Regions from separate parts of the Homo sapiens genome. Here regions 2 and 3 are each linked to region 1. Evidence: chromatin loops called from intact Hi-C (ENCODE). Cell type or tissue: PC-3. All regions are shown on one strand. Region 1 overlaps PTPRQ (protein tyrosine phosphatase receptor type Q). Region 2 has its middle 31 kb from the start of PTPRQ. Region 3 overlaps OTOGL (otogelin like).

What was found. Hi-C counts contacts between places; a loop is a spot of excess contacts. Peaks named below come from ENCODE experiments on the same cell type or tissue, not always from the same donor. Only the 100,000 strongest peaks of a DNase experiment are listed, where the experiment ranks them.
Region 2: it touches region 1 in a loop (11-fold over the local background); 15 of 110 quality-filtered maps call a loop at or near these places.
Region 3: a loop joins it to region 1, with 7 times the contacts of the local background. A loop is called at or near these places in 3 of 110 quality-filtered maps.

What each region holds. Positions count from the first base shown.
Region 1 is chr12:80,594,226-80,602,225 of GRCh38, forward strand. The region is part of intron 26 of PTPRQ (protein tyrosine phosphatase receptor type Q); the gene reads left to right. The region is part of intron 1 of LOC105369867 (a long non-coding RNA gene); the gene reads right to left. Among named protein-coding and RNA genes, the nearest start is that of MYF6, 110 kb to the right of the region's middle. RefSeq lists a silencer at 3,765-4,059. In PC-3, a CTCF peak has its summit at 4,002 (motif pointing left); a DNase peak (open chromatin) is centred at 3,976; H3K27ac peaks cover 513 bases.
Region 2 is chr12:80,409,518-80,417,517 of GRCh38, forward strand. No RefSeq gene overlaps it. Among named protein-coding and RNA genes, the nearest start is that of PTPRQ, 31 kb to the right of the region's middle. In PC-3, a CTCF peak has its summit at 3,028 (motif pointing right); a DNase peak (open chromatin) is centred at 3,034; H3K27me3 peaks cover 709 bases.
Region 3 is chr12:80,309,328-80,317,327 of GRCh38, forward strand. It overlaps OTOGL (otogelin like), which reads left to right. Exons shown (of 59, transcript NM_001378609.3): 30 at 1,284-1,400; 31 at 4,149-4,305; 32 at 4,978-5,004. Among named protein-coding and RNA genes, the nearest start is that of PTPRQ, 130 kb to the right of the region's middle. In PC-3, a CTCF peak has its summit at 4,050; no DNase peak of the experiment used is centred here.

The DNA of each region.
Region 1 (8,000 bases):
TATAGTAACAGAGGTAGAAATTATCCTTTTTATAAAGAAGCAATTATATAATGGTAAGAAGTGATTTTAGCCATAAGTAAATAGGAGTCTATAATTCAAGACATTTAGAAGTTCATTTGGTGGCAGTGCAGTATTAGGATGGGCTCCATCTTGCTGCCACTAGAGAAAATAAATATCATTTATTCTAGACATGATGGTTGCACTTCTGCAAAATTAGTTAGATGCTGTTGAAAATCTTCTAAATTAGTTACACAGGACTCCCTAATGGGTAATTCAAGACAACATTTCTGTCCTCTAGGCCCGAATATTGAAGTTATTGGTATAACCACTTAGGTTCCCATAGACATCTCAAACTCCATATTGCCACCTTCCCTTGCAAGTCTTTTCCTTTCTGTGTGTTCCGTGTCTCAGTTTACTGCACCACTATTCATCTAGTTGTTCAAACTAGTTATCTAGAAATCATTGTTAGTTCTTTTTACCTACTCTCATCCCCCACGAGGCAAAACCTGAGTCCTATTGTATTTACCTTCTAAATATCTCTTGTATTTGTTTATTTTTCTTTTCAAGTGTCTCTAAATCCAGACTTTTACATTTATCTCTTAGATAATTACAAAAGAGATCTAAATGGTCTTTCTGCTCTCATTTTCTACCATTCACCTGAACTCAGCATTTCAATACACCTGCCTGACCATGAATTTCCTCTGCTGAAAATCTTTGATCATTTTCTACATGCCTGCATGTTAAAACTATGCCCATTAGTAAGTTCTACAAGGTCACTTATGATTTGGTTTATATTTCTCACACATGCACTGTTCTTTCTCCTTTATGATCCAGAATCTTTGCTATTCTTTCTTATTGTCCTTTCTTTCCTCCTCTTCTGGTGACCAGCTTTGTTTTCGCTATGTTTTTAAGTATCTCTTTTGAGAAACCTTTCAGAAATCCTTATTTCCAGTCCCACCTCCCAAAATTTGTTTCTCAACAAGTGAGCATATTACATCATAGTTATTTCTCTCTCTTTCTTTAGTGGGGCTTTGAGTTCCTTAAAAGCATAAATAGCCAGCCGCGCATGTCTTATGTACCTTTCTGTCCCCTGTGCCTACTTTTAATCTAAGATTTGTTATGAATATGGAAGAAAGGCATTTGACTTTAATGTTAAAGTGTTACAGTGTCAAAATTCTCCATATTTTAAAATAGTTCATGCTGATATTTTTTAATTTTTTTGGTCTAATGCTTGTCTTTCAAATGCTTGCATTGTTATTGCCAAAATTAAAATTCTCTTGGCCAGTAGCTTTTCATGTTTGATATATTCAGCTTCTTTTATTTCACAAAACCAGTATATATTTATTATTATTATTATACTTTAAGTTTTAGGGTACATGTGCACAATGTGCAGGTTAGTTACATATGTATACATGTGCCATGCTGGTGTGCTGCACCCATTAACTCATCATTTAGCATTAGGTATATCTCCTAAAGCTATCCCTCCCCCCTCCCCCCATCCCACAACAGTCCCCAGAGTGTGATGTTCCCCTTCCTGTGTCCATGTGTTCGCATTGTTCAATTCCTACCTATGAGAGAGAATATGCGGTGTTTGAAAACCAGTATATTTTATATTGTTGATCATTTTGTGATTTTCCTTTTCATTAATTAACATAAGAAATATAAATTATTGCATATAGGAAATATTTGTATTGCATGTAAGAAATATGAATTATTGCATATAGAAAGGAAATAATTATTGCATTTAGAAATATTTCAAACAGTGAAGGAAAATAATAAATGTCCATTTCAGAATAGATTGGAGAAGCATTAAAAATATCTAAATGATTAACTGAGATAATTAGCTGGTAATAAGTATGTATAGTGAGACAGAGTTATAATAGATTGATGGTCCATGAAAGAACAAAGGGGAAGAACAATGTTTAAATTTAGAGTGCTAAGTGTGATTACAAAGAGGAGATATATGGGTGAAATCATAATTTAAAGGAAATGATAGAAAGCATATAACATTAAAGTATCTAATAAAGTATTCAACTATATATTTAATGTCAAAAGACCTTATGCTAGATTATGATGCAAATATTCTAGAATTTAAATAAAAATACTTGTTTTTGAAATCCTATTTACATAAGCAAGTAGAAAGTTGTAGCAAAATCACTAAAAATCAAACAAAGAAAAGTGTAAAGATTATCACTGTTTTTTTTTAAATCATCAATATTTTAGAAAGTCTGATTTTCATAAAGGAAAAAGGGGAGGAAATTTTCTCCCCATTAATAGCTTAGCTGTATTTTATCTTTTTAAACTTCAAATGAATTCTCCTATTTTCTCTGAGATCTCAGACTAAATTTCACATTGAATTGAATTAACTTTTACTCTTCTGAGAATCTTCTTTCTGTCCATTCAACAAGAAGTGTAAAGTAGGTGTAATACATTGTGAATTTTTGTCTTTAACCTCAGTTCTAAGTTCTAGCTCAGCATTAGGCCCTAGGTCAGCAAAATTTCAGCTCCTATTTCTTCTGCATTTACCAAGAAAGAATTCTGATTTAACTATGAAAATTCCAAACTATAGAAAAATCCTGGGATTACTATGTATGGTGTCTTGGTCACTTTTTGTTCATGCCTAGTAAATCAATTGAGATCCATAGGCTGCACAGTTAAGAATATTAGCAATGACTTACCTTACTGTGTGTTTGCTATGTGCTGGTACTATTCTAAGTACTTAAAACATTGATTCATTCATAAGTCTTTATTTCTAGCACAGAGTCTACACTCTTAGATCTTGACTAGGACTTGAGCAAAGCCTCAGGGTGGTAGAAAAGTACCAAGAGATGGAGAGGTACTAACTGATATGACATAGAGAAGCTATCCAACTGTCCAATCATCTCCCAAAACAAATTGAGTGAGAATTTTGACATGCACCTCAAAATTATACTTTTGAGGTTTCTGATACCCTTGATTTTCATTTTTCTTTAATGATATCCTAGATATTTTTTACCCCAATTATGCCTGCATACAAATGAACAGGAGAAGAAAATAGCAAGATTTATCCTGGCCCTAAGACTCCAGTATGACGATGGCCTTACCTGAATTATTCCAGTTTGTTCCAATGCAGAGCTTCATGGTAGCATGAAAATGGTGATATTTTATGCTCTAATGGAACACGCTGACCTGTTGTTCTAAAAACTTTGGGAATTGGAGGAAGTGAGTAGGGAGAACCCTCTTCATAGTTTATCCAGAATTAAAATAGAATGAAAGATAGGAGACCAGTCTGTGGAATATTTGATGGCTTGATACATGTTTCCATGTTGATTACCAGCTCCCAAACTTCCTTTACATCTACTTCCCTAGTCTTCACAGAAGGAGTAATTCAATCCCCTTTTCCAATCCACTCATTTCTAAGAGTTGTAATCATTGGTCATCTAATCTGAAGAGCAGTGTCACTATTTTTTCAAATGGCATGTCGACGTTATAGAGCAGTGATTCTTAAACTTGAACTACAGTCATTACAACCACCTGGAGGACTGTTAATTACTAAGCCCCACACTCACGGTTTTTGATTCAGTAAGTCTGGGGTAGTGCCTCAGAAACTGCTTTTCTATGGCTTCCCCAGTGATGTTGATGCTGCTGGCCTGGAGACACATTTTGAGGACCACTGTTGTAGAAAGTTGTTTTATAAACATGATGCTATTCTCAGAAAATATGTATTCTCTGATTCCAAAGTAATAGTAGTAATTAGAATATTTTCATTCTTACCTGGCATGTCCAGTATTGAAACTGAGAGGTTTTCTTTCTATTTTGTATTTTTTTTCTAGCTTAAGCCAGTCTGAAATTAGTCAGGAAATAACTCATTTAAGCATCAAATAAGATGATCATACAGTGAGGTCTAATACTATGAACATCCATGAATCATTCTTAGTATTCATGAATCTAATCTGACAAATTCTTAGGCTTACTGTATTTGTAACACTATTGTGCTATACCCTCTGCAGCACCACCTTGCGGTTAGGAAATCTAATTAGAAAACACACTTAACATCTCATAAAATGATAGGAAATATTTCCTACACTGACAGTGGTGATGCGTTTTGGTCAGCGAAATCACTGGGCTCTAGGAAAACATCCAAACTACAAAAGGATAGCCAGTTATCAAAGTGTTTTAACCAGTGGACAGGAATATGTCCTGAGATACTCTTGCTGTGTGGAAATAAGATGAATCCAATTGCAGAGCTTCTTCAGGGCCCTTGATGCCCTGAATTGCTTAAGACACAGGAATCCACCAGCGAGTTGGATTTCTTCTAGTCCTGAGAGACATCTAACAGTCAGTGCTAATTTGTCCAGGTGTGCTGAGTCAAAGTCGACTTGTAGTCCTTGAAGTTGTTAATATTTGTATAGCTGAGAAAGGACAGAGCCCTTCACTTAGTGATGACAGTCACTAGAAATCTGGTGGCCTAGTGCACCAAATTCTGAAACTAAAACACCCTGAGTGGTAGGCCCTTTTAATAAACTTTATACTGAACTTAAATTCAAATAATTGTGCAGACAATTTAAATTGAAGGTATATAGAGCTGAAGTTTTCTGTTTTGTAAGTTGATGTTAAACCATATATTCATTTATGTTTATTCTTTTAGGAAAGTGATCATAACGAGGTACACTAAAAACCATAGAGTATTTTCTAGAATATTTTCCACTATTAAGTTAGACTTACAGGGATCTGCAGATGGCAAAGTTACAAATAAGTCTTTGAATGTGCTTATTTTAAAAGTATAGTATCAGGCACAACAAAACTTGTTGATTCTTAAACAAAGTGGCATGGATGGGGGCATTCAAATTTTTATATGGACTAGGCAAAATGATGGTCTATCCAGACTCACCTTTGAGCTAACACACTCAGCATCAAGACACAGATGGATGGGAAAGATGACCCTGACCCACATAAGACCCACATTCCTGTGCAAGGATAGAAGCATGATAATCAGGAAATGATGGTTGTTAGTTACAGAAAATGCATTATGGTGAAAACCAGGGGGAAAGTGCTTATGAGAGGAAGTGATTGGATTATGGGGAATGAGAGAATAAGGATAGATCATTCCTACTGAGTAAATTGCTGTGATTTATAAGAGAAAGGGTATAGTGATATCTTGGCCCATTACTGACTAGATTCATTTCACAAACAATCCTAAATCAGAATGTGACAGTTTATGGGGAGACAAACAAAGCTCCCAAAGATGCTTATAAGTTACTAAGCTTTTAAACTGGCATATTTTCAACTCCTCATACTTTTGCCACCATCAGCTCCATTTATTTTTGTAGCTGACATTCATAAATGTAATTCTGTAGCCACCCTTATGTGACACTAGTAATAGTTTACTATATGCTGTGATAAAAGGGAAAATGCTGGATATATTTTATTATATGTTTTGGGATTTTGTTAAATTTCATAAGAAAGATACCTAAAATAATTTTATATGTATTTAAGTATATTATAATACTCTACAATACTAAAATAATTAAGTGCTGTTTTATAATAGATGGGCATTTTGGTGTTCTAAATATTTCTCTTAAATTACCTATGAATTAATCAAACAGTTACCTTTCATTGCTCCAGACAGGTGAAACACATATTGTTATATATTATATATTAATATATATTCAGTTATATAAGTTTACTTTTATTTTTCAGTTTGGATTTAGGAGCTCTAATCCTTCAAGAATACAAGTTGACAAAATACATTCTGAAGGAAATTTTTGGCAAAGGATTCAACACAGAAAACTTGTGTAACAAGACAGGCAATTTTATCAAGAACTTTACTGAAAATGCAAACATTGTTTACAGTGATTGTTTCTTTTAAAAAATGAAGAAAGAAGGGAAAACGATTTTTGGAAAAGTTCAAGAAATGGCATTAAAGCATAGCTCAGCAAGGGGCTAAATACCTTGCTTTTTTATAATGATTGATCAGTGCAAGGAAATTAAAATATTTAGTAGTATAGGTGATTATATGTGTTGTCATGAATGATCTTTGAATGTCATTTTTCTCTTACCTCTGCTTGGGGTCACACACTCCCTGATGAGAGATTTGATTGCTAGTATTAAAGGAATGATTGCAGGGTTGACATTTTATTGTGAAAGAAGAGAAGTTGAAAGCAAAGCGCTATATTTCTTTCTGAGCTGGCATACAGACACACTCACAAGCCAGAGTTTTCCTTGGGAAAACTTTGCACTTTGTCCTCAAATGAGACCCGAAGAAGCCATTATAGAGCAGAGATACAGAAATTTTTCCAGATACAAGCTACCGCAGAAAAATCTCACAACTTTCTTAGCCGCAGAAAATTCTCAATACATTTTTCATGATGTCTGGGCAACGATAATGTGCCACTCTACTTGCTTGCTAGAATGAGTTAGGTTGAAAAGTATAGTCCCAACAGCATCGAGTAGTATATGTTACAGAGGTACATGAATCAAATAGATGTTGGAGATGATCTTTCCTTTTTGACGTAATTAATTTTAGCCCATCTTTCTGGTATGAGTTAGATACCAAGGATCACAGTCTATCACAGCCCCTTCTACTTCATGGCGTTTGTCTTTTTGTTCACAATAGCCATCCTAACAAAAGAAGACATTAACGCTGGTCTTAACGGCCTTACATTTTCTGGCCCCCATTTCCTCTCGGATTCTCTCATTCCAACTCAACTGGGCTTCAGCTTCACTGTGGTCCTTGTTATTCTTAGGACATACCAGGCGAAATCCTGCCTCAGGGTCTTCACGCTGGCCATTCTCCTCCTGGACACTCTTTCTCCAAACAGCCAAACAGTATTCCCTTACCTCCTTCAAATATTTGTTTAAATGTTATCTGCTTAGTGAGGCATGAGCTGACCACTATATTTAAAATAGTAACGCCCTAAGCATCTTCATGCCCATGACCTTGTCTCATTTTTCACCATGGTACATAATACTTCCTAACATGGTATATAATTTACTTGTGTATTATATATTCATTTATTTATATTTTTCTAATATATATTATTTGTCTCTCTCCATTAAAATGGAAGTTCCATGGTCTTTGTCTCTTTGGTTCTCTTCTATATTTCCAGCACTTCCAAAGTGCCTGGCATGCCATAGGTGTTCAGTAAACTGTTGCTAAATGAAAAGGGTTAAACAGTAGAAGCTTTATGGATGGATCCAAAGCTACCTTGATCACCTGTATGAGCTTTTTGTCCTCTTAGTGCCTAGCACATAGTAAGCACTTAATAAATATTTATTCATTCAATGAATGCATAAATTTATTCTCAAGGCCAACTAAACATTTGGTTATAATAAAGACAAGGGGACTCTAAAATATTTTCCTGTTTTATACCACTTGAAATGTGTGGCCGATCAGAAAATTGTTTCTGTCCACACTGGTTCTTACAGAGCTGGAAGTCAAATTTTTCAAATAACATTAATAATAAGGGAGCCTTAATACATTTATACAGAGGTCATATCCCATCCCCTTTTATAGAGTCAGAGGCAGAAGAGAGGCCATTGAAACCCACAAAGCATCTTATATTTATATTTTTCAAGGCAATTAATTATGCTGATGGCAGGAGACCTCTTATAGCTCTCATCTGTTATGTATAATTACCTAAATGAATTAGGCTACAATTTGAGGCAGTTTTCCTAGGACCATAAAGCTAGCAGTAAAAAGAATGAAAATGTCTGTTTATGCAGGGTATGTGTATGATTCCTTGATACCTTAGTTGTTGCAGAAACTGTGTACCCAATTCTGTCTTCATCATTAGCATCTCTTAGCTCATCAAATCGAATCCTGGAGCATTCTTTCTTTACCCTCTCCCCTGGATGTTTTCTTGGCAATGTAAAACTGGATCTTTGAGTACGGGGTGTCAATGTTCAGATTATTGTACAGTTTTCAGAAGTACAAATAGGAAGAGTATCTTTGTCACTCCAAAGGTATTTGTTCACTGAAAGTTCCTGAAATGTATTTTCTAGATTCCTGTATAGTTATA
Region 2 (8,000 bases), 180 kb before region 1:
TATTTATTTCATTATGGAATTATAATTTGTAATTAAAAATAATTATCTTTTCTATTTTTTCAGTACCTTCTCTGCAGGAAAGCTTTTTGCTTTACATAAAGGATGTTGGAACAACTGAAGTTGTATTATTTGGAATAATTTGAATTTTTGGAATAATTTGAATAAGTGGGTGAAATTGGGATATAAGATTATCATTAAATATTCTTTAGATTATACAGAAGAACAATATTTTGAAAGCATGCCCCCAAATACTACAGAAAAAGCAATTACCCAACTGTTTCCTGGTCATATTTATAGATTTTTACTCTTCGCAATAAATGAATGGGAGGCAAAAACTACTTTAAGTCCAATATTCACTGTAGAAACACGTAAGTTACAAGACACCTGAAAATATAATTTAAAAAATTTTTAATACTGTCATTGGCAGATATTTTATGAGGGTCTGGTATTTTCTCATATAACTCTGGAGATACCTCTGTATTTAATCATTTTAGGCTGGGTGCAGTGGCTCACGCCTGTCAGCCCAGCACTTCGGGAGTCCTAGGCGGGTGGATTGCCTGAGGTCAGGAGTTTGAGACCAGCCTGGCTAACACCGTGAAACCCTGTCTGTACTAAAAATACAAAAATTAGCCAGGCATGGTGGTGCACAACTGTAGTCCCAGCTACTTGGTAGGCTGAGGCAGGAGAATCACTTGAACCCAGGAGGTAGAAGTTGCAGTGGGCTGAGATCATGCCACTGCACTCCAGCCTGGATGACAGAGCAAGACTCTGTCTCAAATAATAATAATAATAATAAGAGTAATAATTTTGTAATCAATCTGTTTATGCGTTGGTTTTTCTGTTAAACTACAAACCTCATGAAGACATGAACTATGTCTTATTTGTCTTACAGTACCAGCTAGAGTAGTGCCTACCTCATAGGGGATGATCAATAAATTTTTGTGGAGCTGTATTTCCGATATGTGCTGAGAGCAGGAAAGGGACAGCTATGCATCCCTGCCTTTAATAGGCTCACACTGGAGACAATTAGTAAAGAATAAAAATAAAAGCAAACAAAACTATACAGCAAAAGAATAACCTAAATATCCAACCAGTGGTGCATTTAATAAATGCTAACTTGAATTCATACAGTAGATGACAGGAGAAGACTCATGGAAAGGAGAGGCTTAGACTGAAATTTGAATGAAGAAAAAGCATGTTGGGAGCAGCAGTGCAGACATAAGAATTTGTGTAAGAAGACTTGTGCAGATTGACTAGAGAAGATAATTTCCTTGGGCATGAGGGTAAAATCAGTGTGGGAGGTAGATGGTGCCAGACTTGGGAGTGGCAGGGGTATCTGTCTCAGATGCTTGGACTTGACCTTAGAAGCAATGGAAATCCATTAAGACTATAGTTTCTAGCACTTGTTTTACATTTTACAAAGCACTTTCAATGCATTATCTCATTCGGTCCTTGCCTCAACCCTGGGAGTAGCTATATAGAAATGAGAAAACTGAACTTCTGGAATGTTAAGTAAACTGACTAGAGTAACATGCTTTGTTAAGCAACCAAGCCACACAAGAACCCAGATGGTCTTATTGTAACTCCTGAGCTGTTGCTCCTAGAGAAAGAATCAAGAATGTGTTAGCACATGTATATTGAGGAGTGGGGGATGGATATAGTTTCGACGCCATGTGCAAGGTACTATAATAAGAAAATTAATCTGGAAGCATTAATTAGGACAATCACTGGCACTGGATGAAATGGTTAGAGTAGGGAAACAGTTCTGTAAAAGGATGAGTGCCTGTGTTGCAGTGATAATAAGAACGAAGAGTGAATAACAAAGTCTCTGCCCTCTAGTCTGACAAGGCAGAAGAGGTAAGAGACATATATAATGTATGACCATTAAATGCCATGCACACTGTTTTGGTAGTGAGAATAGTAAAATAATTATTGAACAATAGCGTGTGGCAAACACTGTGCCAAGTGTTTTACGTTCTTCATCTCATTTAATCTTCACAAAAGCTTTATGAGGTACCTACTAATGTAATTCCCATTTTGCAGTCAGAGGGGGTAGGTAATTTTCTCAGGGAGTGAAACTATAAAGTGGAAGAGCCAGGACTCACCCCCAGTTTTTGTTTCTTTTCCAAGCTAGAGTATTTGGAAATATTGAGAAGTGAGAGAGTATTCTGCCAAATCATGTTACTAAGCAACATATTTTTTGGTTGTCTTTATCTCCCAGGCCCTTTGTCAGCCCAAAATTTCAGAGTTACACATGTTACCATAACAGAAGTATTTTTACACTGGGATCCTCCAGATCCTGTATTTTTTCATCATTACCTTATCACTATTTTGGATGTTGAAAACAATACATCAGAAGAGGTGCTTGTTGAAAAACGCAACACAGCAACCATAGTTGGAGACCTCAAGTCTTTTCATCATTATCTGGTATATCTATTCAGTGTAGCAGAAAGAGGAACTTTAAGTTGCTTGGAGAAACCACTTTCAGTCATTACAGGTAAGCATGGCTGCGTATTGCCTTCTACTAAAAAATTCTAAACTGATAGTTTCTGTTTCTGTGCAATTTCACCGTTATGCAATATATCAATGTAACCTGTACACTTATCCCAAAATCTAAAATAATAAAAAGAAATAGTTAACTGCATATTTCAAAATATTATTTTGCTGATATTTAATTATGTTGATTCTTCATAAGTACAAATAAGTTGAACATGTTTTTGAATGTTGAATCACAATTCTAAGCATGTATTCAAAAATACTAAATTTATTTAGATTTACATGAGCTCTTTAAACATTATTCCAATCTGCATTTTTTTCTACCAAAGTCCCTAGAAGACATCTTTTTTTGTCATAGCCTTGGGTGGAAAATAAATTTATCTTTATTTATCATAAGATAAACAAATTATCACATGAATATTAGTTCACCCAGTTTTTTTTAGTAACACTAGACCCAACGAACAGGTCTGCATATTTTAATCAGTTTTACTTGGTTCTTTATTTTCTCACACTGTGTAATGTATTGACCTCTAGGGGGCAGTCTCATACTAGCATTTTTGGCAAATGCATTTCTACCCTCCTCTTAACCTCCACATAGCAGTTTTTGAATCCTTGTCCAGAACATAATCATTAAAGTAATCGATTGTTTTAATTAATAATTCTATTTATTCCATAAAATATAAGGACGTATTTTTAAAAAGATAAAACATTATCTTACAAAACAATGCATAATTAAGCACATTTTGGCAATATATTCTTATAAGTGTAGTGTGTGTTGTGTATTTGACATGCAGTGTGCAAAGTTCTTTGGAATTTCAACAGCTAAAATTTAAACACCCTAGAGCTGAAGTAGGTGGAATGGAAAACCTGCATGTGCACAGATATAGATTAATTAACCTTCCTATACTTATTGGGAATATTTAAGATTCTTTGAAAATAATAACAATAATAGATACAATTTAATGCTTACTAAAAACCAATGCTTAACATACAAGTATTCAGTATTGCAAATCCTAATAAAAATATTTTTCCAATTGGATAGTAGCAGGTGTTTTCTCTTCTCCAAACTCAGACTAAGTATCCTTCCATTGGCAAATGCTTGGTTTGTTGGGTCCTTTACACTTTAGGAAGGTGCTTTCATTTTTAATTGACAGATGGACTAGGAGGATTTCTCACAGATTTATTAATTTTGAAGTCGACTTAAAATCTTCTAGGAAATATACCTATTTATTTCATAAAAGGTACAATGTGAATCAGCACTTTTAATTTTTTGGGGAGTCATTTGCTGTGTATTTTTACTGTAAGCTGATATACCAGTGCATGTCCAGGATTTAGTAATCCAGTGTTCCTTTACTCTCTAAAGCTTGAGGAATTATTCTTTTTTTCATTCATTATTCACTCAATGAATTATTTTTCAGTATCAGGAACTGAGCTAGGCACTAGAGATACAAAGATGAAGAAGACCTAGTCTCAGTAAGAATGAGACAAATAAGTTAACAGTGATAGTGCCGCATTATAATTGCCATTAGAGTAGTTATGCTGTGGATACTATGGGAACATAGAGAAGGATCAGTTAGCCCAAACTCAGGGTGCCGATGGTCATGGGTAAGTGATGGGCTTAATCATGAAGGAGTAGAAATTAGCCAGCAGGTGACAGTAGGGAGGCAGAAAGATGCTGCAGGTAGAGCAAGCAGCATGTGCCTAGGCAAAGGACAGAGAAAAGACATTCAACAAAGCTGACCTAGGAAAGCTAGAGAAGCCTTTTTGAAGACACTAACATTTGAACATTAGGAATGGCTAGAGAACAGAGGGGCACGTAGGGAGAGTCTAGAAAATGTAAGCTAGGCACAGAATGTGAACACCCTTGATACATACTCTGGAGTATATTTTATTTAGTAACACTGAACCTTTTTGGGGTCATGGAGCCTCTTGAGAATTTAAAAAAAATTAACTCTTATGAAAATGCAAATACATGCACAGACAATTTTGTAAGCAAATTCAGCGCTATCACAGACCCACCAAATCCCAGCGTTTCCTCAATCTCTGCTTATATGTGGCATTCGGTAGATTACATCTAAGTCCTCCACTGCAGTAAATGTTTAAATAGATTTTTAGGTTTTGCAAGAATATAAGAATAATTTTCTGAAGTTGTTTCACCCTGGAATCTTATTGGATAGTGTTTCTAATTGGATTACTCTGGCATTTTCTGATAATTTTACATAAATAATTAACTTAAACATCAGCTACAGTTTTGTGAAATTAAGATATGGGATGCAGACTAAGGGTTCCACCCAGAATATTTTCCTGAGAAGTTAAAATGTGATATTAAATTGTACTGATAAAGAAGTCAACTTTAAAACGGATAAAAGTTCAAATAATAGTTTCGGCAAACTATAAAAATCATAGAGAATTCTTTAAAGATTTTTAAAGTAAAACTACTAAAAAGTTTAAAATTGCATAATTATCCTTAGAGATATGAACTAATGATTATTGTAGCTGAGAACTATTAAAAGATCAGGAAAAACATACTATAGGATAAACAATACTATAAGGAAAACATTTACAATTTCCAGAAAACTGTATGATAGGAAAAAAATCAGAAGGCTTGGTATTCAAGGAAACGGTGCAAGGAAATAGGCTGAAGTATCATCTTCAGTTATTATTATAAAGTATCAAGAAGATTCTCCAATGATATTATGCATGAACAGTGAGCATAACCTGCTAATTTCCTCTATATTTCTAATAAATATCACACCTTTCAAAAATCAGAAAAGTAGTATAAAGTTACAACTGTTTTATAATAAATACCAGCTCTGAAACTTTAAAGACATCTATATGTCAATGACTCATAAAGTTATATCTCTATATAACTTTATATAAAGCCTAGACTTTTGTCCCAAACTCCACATTCAAACATCTAACTGCGTATGCATTATTGCTCATTTGGTTATCTATGAGATGTTTTAAATTTAACATGCCCAAAACTGAACTCCAGGTGTTTCTACCCAAATCTGCTTTATCCACAGCCCTTCTCAGTTCATGGTAATTTTATTCATCCAGTTGTTTAGTCAAAAGCCTTGAAGTTGTTCTTGACTCTTCTGTTTCTCTCACAACCCATTCCCAACCTGTCAAGAAATCTTGTTTGTTCTGTCTTCAAAATAAATCCAGAGTCACACTATATCTCCCCACCTCCCTGAGTGCTGTTTTCATCCAGGCAACCATTCCACCTCACCTGGATTATTGGGCTGGCTCCCTATTTCTACCACTGGCCCTCCATGTGGTCTGTTATTAATGTCACGGCCCAAGTGAGTCTTTAAAAATAGGAATGATCATGCATCTGCATATAACTCAGTAGTTGCTACCCATTTGACTTGGAGCAAACGCCTTTGAGAACTTGCATGAACTGGCTTTCTATTTGCCTCTGACCTCATCTTATTCTCTCCTTCATTCATTCTAGCTTTCCTTCCACCCTTGAACACACCAGATAAGCTCCCACTTTAGGGATTTTACTAGCTGTTTCTTCAGCTTTAATACTCTTCTTCCAGAAATCCATATGTCTAACTCTCCAATCTCCTTCACCTTTTTGCTGAAAACCCTATCTTTTGAAAAACATCTGCCCTGAAATCCCTACTTCATACCACAACTTCCTCCTTAAAGCCACCACACTCTTCATCTCCCTCACCCTGGTTACTTTTTACTTTTTCTGCAGCACTTATCACCTCTGAAGTTCTATATAACATACGTACTTATTTTATGTATTGCTATTATCTATTCCACCTATTAGAATATGAACTCCATAAGGACAAGGATCTTTAGTTTTTACTGATGTACTCTACCTGCCTAGAAGAGTGCCTGGCACTTGGTAGGTGCCCATATATATTTGATTAAAACATGAATAATCTCAATAATGGGAACATTACTCTGATGGCACTCTTGAAAGTATGAAGAATTTGCCAAACACTTGAGGATTATATTTGTTTCCCCTTGACTTGTAATTTTTACATTTAACCATTTTAATAAATTTTGCATAGTAATAAGAATACACTTTTCTCAAAACTTGAGTGCTTTTCAAGACATGTTGACATAACAAACTGTAAAATTTACTTTGAACATTAATATTGAATTATTTTCACTCAATAGCATGAATAATGCTAACTAATAAGCTAAGATGTGTGTATGTATTTATTTGTTTACTTAAGGTATTAATCCACCTCAGAAAGTTTATGTAAAACCTGAAGATGTGGGAGAAGACCATATAATTCTTCAGTGGGAACCTTCACAAGATGGCCATGAGATCTACATTCAGATTAAATCCATATCAGATCCAAGTGAAGTCATGAATAGATTCAAGATTGATAATTTAATCCCTGGAAGTAGGAAGTCCAAGATGGGCTGCTTGCGATGAATGAAGAAAGGGAGAAACTTAGGCTTTTAACTTGAGTAATTTGGGTGCTTGGTGATGACACTGAAGAAGAGAAAATTATTGGACCTTACAGTGATTCTAGCTGAAAAAAAAAATTGGTCCAAAAAATTATGCAATGATAATGTCCACACTCAACCAGTGCTAGATCTTCCTATTTTATCATCCAAAGACTAAAACTAAATTTATGTCTGGAACTTCCATGCTTAAATTTCTAAGAAAACTACCTAAAGATAATTATAATAAGAAGTAGTTATAAAAGAGAAAACTAAGAAAGAGATATTACCAAGAAGAATTATTTAATGCCTATAAAACAACCCACTAAATAATTATTGGCATAGCAGTAGGAGTAAACTGTGAAGTTGGAAAATGATTTTTCTCCTTAGTTCATGTTTTAGCAGTCTGAGGTTAGAGAATGTCCCCATGTTATCCCAGGGTCTGTTTTCTTTCTCAAAAACTTGAGACATTTAATATATTATTTCTAAATTTCCTTCCAGGTCAAAATCAAAAGCCTCATAATTCTTTGCCTCCAGGGTACTTAGCATATTTCATCCATCTGCCATCTAAAATGTAAACTTGTTTTGCCTCTGTTTCTAGAGCTCTTGTGAAATCTTGTTCAGCTGCGTATCTCCAGCCTAAATAGAGTTCCTAGCTCTATGTAATTCAATTGTTTGTCAAACTGGTATTCAACATGGATGCAGAAACACATATTAACATGCAAATCCTAAGAAGAATAGCATTCTGGGGTTTGAAGTTAGGACAGAGATCTTGCCAATGCTCTCATATGATATATAATTCCCAGGACAGTGTCTCTGGTCATTCAGGGCTTCTGTAATTCATTTCCAAAATTTTCCCCATCATGGACCTAGTCTACTCTCTAGAACATCACAAAGCAAACCCAATCTATGGTTCACACGACAGGCTGCAAATGTTTAGAGACATTCATATGGTGTCCCTGGTTCCTATATTTTCTTTCCCTGTGGGTAATTATCTTTAATTCCTTCAAGCACTCCACTATTTCTCGTGGGTGTTCTATCCAGTTCGTAGGCTTGCTATCAGATTTAGCATCACCAGATTATTTATC
Region 3 (8,000 bases), 280 kb before region 1:
CCAAGAAAGGTTCCTGGAGAAGGTACCCTGCAGGTGAATCTTATAAGATTTATAGGAGCTAAGAAAGTGAAATTTATGGGAAAGAATTTAACAGGGAAAGGAGGGAGCAGCCACCTAGAAGATGTCAAGAGGCTGGAGAGAGTGTGGTGCACAAAGTGAATTTCAAAAAGTTAATTTTGGTTGTGGTGTAAGGTCTGAAATACAGAATAGCTGAAGTGCAAAGTATAGATCTGCAAGATACAAGGGCCAAGAGGCTCTTATAATCCAGCTAGAAATATTAAGTCAGTAGAGATTTAAGACTGTATTAGGAAGGATGAATTTGGAGGTTCCAAGAAGGTCTCCTACTTTCCTGGCTTCCTGGGTGGATACTGGTGTTCCTTCCTGAGGCAGGGCAAAGAGGAGGAAATGAATGTGGATAGTCGGGGAAGGACAATGGTGTAGAGGTAGGGATGATTAGGATCTGCTGAGAGAGAAATGACAGATATATTTAGGTGGAAATGTTAGTTCTGAAATTCAGGAAGGAGATGTGGGATGGACATAGGGATATGGCAGTGACTAGTATATTCAGGGCGTTGAAGCCAGGACGCGTGTACCGAATGAGAAAAATAGAGGTTTGAGGATTAAGCTTTGCAAAGAGAGGAGGGAGAACGAGATTAGGGAACAGCAGCCAATGTAGCAAGAGGAAACCCAGCAGAAAATTGTGTCACCAAAACCAAATGAGGAGAGACATTTAAGAAGGGTAAAGTATTAAATAGAATCAGAGGCAGCAAAAGTCAAGCAAAATGGAAGACTGAAAAATTGCCTTTATATTTAACAATGAAGAGGTCATGGATGACATTTTTCAGGGCAGTTTCAGGGAAGGGTATTAGGGGAGGAAGAGGCCAAATTGCTGCATGTGTGGGAATTGAGTCTGCAGAGACTTGGGTGCATATAACCTCTCAGATGATTTGTGACAGAAATGAAGAAGATGAAGATGAAAGAAACAGGTCATGCTCATGTAATTTTTTAAGTCATGCAAATGCTGTGTTTAAGACAATTTAAAAATCATTCATCACCACTCTATCTCTAATATTGCTATGATTTTAATATTCTGTTTAGTTGCTTTCAAAAATAATATATGCAATTAACATTGAATAGGATGTGAGCAGGTGCTTTACGCAAATCCTATCTAAAAGGATGAGAATATATTAGGCGCAATTGTAATGAGTGAAGTTGGGTAGGTTACTCTGTTTGAGAAATTGTCCCTTTGAAAACTTCTTTTCTCTCTTAAATTTTTTCAACAGTGTGAAAGTCCAGATGAAACAATTAAACCCTGTGAGGCACATCAAAACAAATTTCCTTATGCCAAGAAAGAATGCTCCATTTTGTACAGTGATATTTTTGCTTCTTGTCGCAATGTGGTAAATGAATACTTTAATGAACTCTCGAGTTTCAATATGTTCTACTGTGTCTATAATACTGAGGTGAACACGACACGTAACTGGGTGATCCACTGGCTTTTTAGATATACCACCTAACTATTGTTAGGGGGGCATATGTGTTAGTTTGTTTTTCTGTAGAAGTGGCACATTTAGTTGATTTACTTTCTCCCTTACTACATCTAATTTAACAGTGTACCTTTGTACGTATTTGTAATAATTTGTTCTAGTTTATGGAACATTATTTACATACATCATTTTATGATTAAGAGCATAAATGTTTACTTTTCTTTAGAGAACATTGTCAAATGGGTATTCTTCTCAACTCAAAGTGCAGTTTAAAAGTATTGCTTGTAGCACATTTGAAATGTTTTTAGAAGCACATCCCAAGATGGAATGTACTTATTTAGAAATTTCGTTTTCAAAATTCCTTCCTAGCATGATTATTTTAGGTCCCAATAGAAGTTTAAGCAATATTTCAATGTATTGGTAAGAATTAAGTAATATTTCTGCTGCATACAAAGCTATGCCAGTGGTCTTGAGGGAACTCACTTGTATGATTGTTTGACTTGTGAGCTAAGATGTTGTTTTTCTCTTGGAATACCATTCTGTTTCAAAGAACAAATGATATATGGTTATTCAGACATTCAGACAGGGATATTTGGCAGATATTTTCTTTCTTTCTTTCTTTTTATGAGATGGAGTCTTGCTCTGTCATCCAGGCTGGAGTGCAGTGGCATGATGTTGGCTCACTACAACCTCTGCCTCCTGGATTCAAGCGATTCTCCTGCCTCAGCCTCCCGAGTAGCTGGGATTGTAGACGGCAAATTTTTCTATTTTTAGTAGAGACCGGGTCTCGCCATGTTGGCCAGGCTGGTCTGGAACTCCTGACCTCAGATGATCTGCCCACCTCTGCCTCCCAAAAGGCTGGGATTACAGGCGTGAACCACTGCGCCCGGCAGATATTTTATTAAAATGTGTGAAATGAGTCCGTGTCTTTAAGGAAACACCTGATGGTGTCTGTTGTCTTTGATAAAATTTACTTTCAAGGGAAAATTAGAGTTTTGTAAAAGTTAGATCCACCCCTGCGAGCTTATAAGGTTTTTGATACTTAATGAGTTTTTTGTTGATCTAGATGGTGATATTAACAAATGTGACTTGTAGCTATTGTATATAATCAAGTGTGTCAACATTTCGAAGATCTGCACGGGTCCATAAATTTTCCACATGACCAATGCATGATGTTACAAAATCATGCAGAAGTAAAAAATTCATTCAAAGGGCGAAATAAAAAACAATTTTAATATAGCAAAATATAAAGTTAATTGATGTGTTTTTAGATTTCACATTGCAAAGAACTTTTTAAAAAATGATATTTTTTGAGTTTTGATATAGTGTCAAAGAATATCACAATTACCTGAAAAAGATATTAAAGTACTCCTTCCTTTCCAACTAAATATATGCATGGAACCGAATTTTCTTCATCTATGTCAATCCAAACCCAAACAAGACAAAAACATTACGATAGACCGGATGAAGAAGCAGATATGAGAATCCCCCAGTGTGCTATTAAGCCACACATTAAAGAGATTTGCAAAAATGTAAAACAGTGCACTCTTTTCACTATTTCTTAGCATATATAAATATTTTTCAATAAAATCATGTTATTCATGTAAACATATAGGGTTTATTGTTATTTTTAAATGTCTCATTTTTAATGTCTAATAGAGTAAATATTGGTAGATATAATCCCATAAACAAAACCTCTTTGGGGATCTCAGTGATTTTTTAAGAGTGTAAAGGGATTCTGAGACAGAAAAGTTTGAGGACTGCCATATTAGAGCCACATAGGTAGACTAAAGTCTTGTTTATAAAAAGGGTTGCTTTTGAGACTTTTCAGAGTTTCCAAGGACCACACCTGCTTGACAAGGAATATTGTGTCAAGTCTGGAGTCCTGAACCACAGAGCCTGCTGGTTCTTTTCCACTTGAAAAGAAAAATTAACCCATGAACTGACCTAAAAAATAAAATACAGCTCAGTGACAGCAAATCCTGCTTCTTTTCTTCTTCTTCTTCTTTTTTTTTATTTGAGACAGAGTCTCTGTCGCTCAGGCTGGAGTGCAGTGGTGCGATCTCAGCTCACTGCAACCTCCGCCTCCCGGGTTCAAGTGATTCTCCTGCCTCAGCCTCTTGAGTCCCTTGCTCCTTTTTTAATGCACTGTCAATATATTAAATTTTGTCAGCTACTTAAATGTAATGCAAATAAATAAATTAAGTAAATAGAATAAGTTGTTTTTAAAGATTGCTATTACCATTAATAGCCATTAGGATGTTGCATGAGCAGGGGCAAAAAAGAAAGGAAAGAAGGAAGAAAGATACGAAATTATATAAAATTACAATTGGAAGCAGAAGGTGCCCTTATTTTAATGTCATGTGATTACATCAATAATGACAGAAGCTTCCAAAAATTAATCTGTTATATTGCAGATGTTGAAGTCATATATATTTATTAATCTTATTATTTCTTTTGCTAGTTCTTTGATGTGACATTTTCCTAATACATTTCTTTCTCCTTTGGGCAATAAAGAGGCTTTAAATAAAGAGAACTCTCTAGGTGGCAGTGTTAAGCTGATAATATCAAACTTTGAAAACACATAGTTTTTTAGACGGTTGACTTTAAATCATAATCAGTATCTATTGAAATTAAGTAATCTTTCACCTCATTTTTCAGATTGACGTTACTTCTTTTGCCAAAAATTGTCATGAAGATACATGTAACTGCAATCTTGGTGGCGACTGTGAGTGTTTGTGCACTAGTATAGCTGCATATGCATACAAGTGTTGTCAGGAAGGAATATCAATTCATTGGAGATCATCTACTGTTTGTTGTAAGTACCCTACTTAGAACATCATTATGTAGAGAACTGATAAAGAGATACATATTAATTGTTGATTTAGCTTAGAAATAATGCCAGGAGACTCATGGGAATAGAATTAAATTAAAATGACTAAATTTTATATTCCTTTGACAATCATAAATTATAGAATACCGAAAGGACTTATAAAAATAAATTGTGAGATAATATTTTGTTCTGTGTTTTATTGCTGTCATTGTACCATTTGAAATATAAATTATTTAAATACCATCCTTAGAGAAATTGTTTATGACTTTATTTCTTTTATGCCTATGAAGTTTCATCGTTCTGATGATAAATATATTTTAAAAAAATCACCTTGAATTTGCTTTCAGATTTGACTCTTTAAGCTTTTAATTTACTTGTGTAGGTGGTAAGATATCTGAACAAACTTACAATTTGAACACTTTCAGCTGAGGTTTCTAAATTGGCAATATATTTTCCTACTTTAAAACAATTATATGAAATTTAATTAATTACAGCATATCGCTTAAAGAATCTTCTTTGCTCAGAAAAAGTTCCTAAATAATACCATTTTATATTCTTTCACATAGTTATTGATAAATATGTGGCCATATCTTGCCCACATTCAGATAAGTGATTGACTTCTTACATAGTTTAATATTTATTCTTTTTTTCTTTTAGCACTTGATTGTGAATACTACAATGAAGGTATGTGACATTCAAATTAAAAATATCACTATAGTATTCTATTAGGTGTATTTTCATATTAAAAATTTTTGAACAACTTATGCTGTGAACAAACTATAAATAGTTCATAACTATATAACTCCATAAAAGCTTTTAATTTTTAAAATTTTCAAAAATTTCTCAGTATTTGTGTTAAGATTTATTTCCTGAAAACTAAAATAGTGTGTAACTTAAGTTCTCAGAATTTAAGAGGCCCTCAGTACAGTTTTGGAATGACATGAATGAATGGGTGGGTGAAGTTAGTTAATTTTTTAGATAAAAAGGATGAAAGATCTATAACAAATGCATACCTTTACCATTATTTATAAATGTAAACATTGTTCAAATGTTTTTTAAAATTTTATCTTATTTTTAAATTGACAAATATAATTGTATATATTTATGGGGTACAATGTAGTGTTTTGATACATGTACACATTGTGGAATGATCAAATCAGGCCAATTAGCATATCCATCACCTCAAATATTTACCATTGCTTTGTGGTAAGAACATTTGAAATTCTTTCTTTTAGCTATTCATTCTTTAAAAACCAAGAAATTCTATCATTTGCAACAACACGGATGAACCTAGAGAACATTATGCTAAGTGAAGTAAGTCAGGCACAGTGAGACAAATACCATATGATTTCACTTATTTGCAAAATCCAAAAAAGTTGAATTTTTAGAAGTAGAGAATAGAATGGTGGTTACTGGAGGCTAGTGGTTGGGAAGTGGGCAGGGAAAGGGCAGATGTTGGTCAAAGGGCACAAAGTTTCAGCTAGGTAGGAGGAATAAGTTCTGGTATCTATTACACAGCGTGGTGACTATATTCACAATTTTCTTATGTTGTGGAAATCAAAGAAACAAAGTATAAATGCAGTGACATAAGAAATAATGTAAGGAATTTATTTTGCCATCATTGTAGGCAAAAGTCATTCTTACATATTACCAGGATAAGAACTTATTGATACAATAATAATGAAAATCTTCTAATCTCAGCAAACATCCAGATTTGCAATAAGAAATCTGAGAGGTGCTGCTGTCTAAAACTAAGGTATAGATGTAAGAAGAGACAGAGAATTACATTTTTAGTGAAATTACTTGAAGATAGCAGAATTGGAGTCTTTTTGCAAATCTATTTAATGAGGAAGGCGCAGGCCTCAAAACCTAATTCAGACAAGTAAGGTGATCTAGGGAAGTATCCATTTTGTCAGTAAATGGGTGAACTCTGGATCCATGATGGATGTGTCAGTTAGAATAATAGTTACAGGAAATCTTGGCCAAGCAACCAATCTGAGGCACTTCAGGTGGCTTGTTGGAGAAATTTGTCAGCTAGATAATTTTAGAGAAAAAGAGATAATGAATTAAAAAGAAAATGGGCATTTTTGATTTTAGTTGTATTTGTTACATTTATAGAAGTTTGATAGAGGAGGAAAATTCAACATTAAAAAATATCTGTGGTAGTTAAAGAAAATCGAACTAAAATTATGTCCTGTTCAAGATTTTAAAGAGACTGCCACACACGTGCATGCATACACGCACACACAAACACACACTTCACATCAATCTTTGGATTCCATAATTAAAATGTGATTTATTGTCTAATAATAACAACAGTAGCTTTTGTTGTGTTAACTGCTTTCTCTAGATCATATAATTTAAACTTCAAAATATGTCATTATTTTATTTTATTATCTGCATTTTGCTATTATCAACACTTTCAGAGGAAATTGAAGCAGAGAGAGATTAAATAGCTTTGCCAAATTCACTTGGCCAAAATGTGGCAAACTGGGATTTGTGAACAATTTGGCTTCAGGGCCAGTGAGCATGACCTCCATGCTACGTGGCCTACTGTATGGTTAATACATCCTAGTGTAGGGATGATCACCGCACATTGTCATCACAGGTTCTACATAATGTGCACAGACAACAATCTGAGAAAATGCTCCAATAACTTCCTCACTCAAAAATTCCTGTCACACCCAGTTCTGTTATGACAATCTCCATCTGTGCCTTTGTATTTTCTGGCATTTCTCCTGCAGACTTGTGGACCCAGAAGCAGAATTTTCTATGCATATTGAATCTCTCTACCTCTTGCTACTTGCTACATTTTGCTCTCTGTTAACAAGTCTGCTGAGCTTCTAGTGATGGTTCATTCTTCTAATGTGTTACAGAATCCTTCAAACCTGTTCTTCTAGTTTCATTTGTAATACCGTATTGATAATATCAGAGCATGAACATGGGGCATTTGGCCTTTGTGAGACACTGTTTGGCTCCATGGAGTGGCAGGCAAATAAATTTACTATGATCAAAGTAATGGAGAAACGCATCAATGTGCCAAGGGGCGTCAGAATTTGTAAAAGCAATGCAACAGTGATAGACGTTGAAGGGGAATATAAAACTGTGATGATTGTGGAAAGTGATAATAAATAGAAAATAATTCTAAATGGTTATTCTTAATTTGTTTCATCCCAAATAAATTTCACAGCTATCATAAATTTACCTAGTCCTTTTTGGGCATTTATAGCTGGCATATTTCTACCTGTCTTTATTTGTTACATGCCAGACACTATGTTATTAAGATACTTATAATATTTAAAGCACATACATAAATAAGTAATTGTGATTCTGTAGGAAGAATTTTAAAAAGTAGTAGAAGAATTCAAAGGTTATTGCTGAGATTATTTCAATAATCTTTAGCACAATGATTCTATATAATATGTTTGTGTTCATTTATATGACTTTTACTAAAAATGTAAAGCTTGCATTTGAAATGCTATTTCTGTAGGTGAGGGAGAACTTCAGTTTCCTACTAAAAATTGTTATGTGAGTTTTAAGTTCAGGGTAATTTTATTAGATAGGATATGCTTATTTCTGTTTTTAAAGAATCACTGCAGGAAATGATTGCTTTCAGTAGATGGTGAAATTATACTTCTCCATGCAGAAAATTAATGATAAGATCAATGACTTTTGTCTCC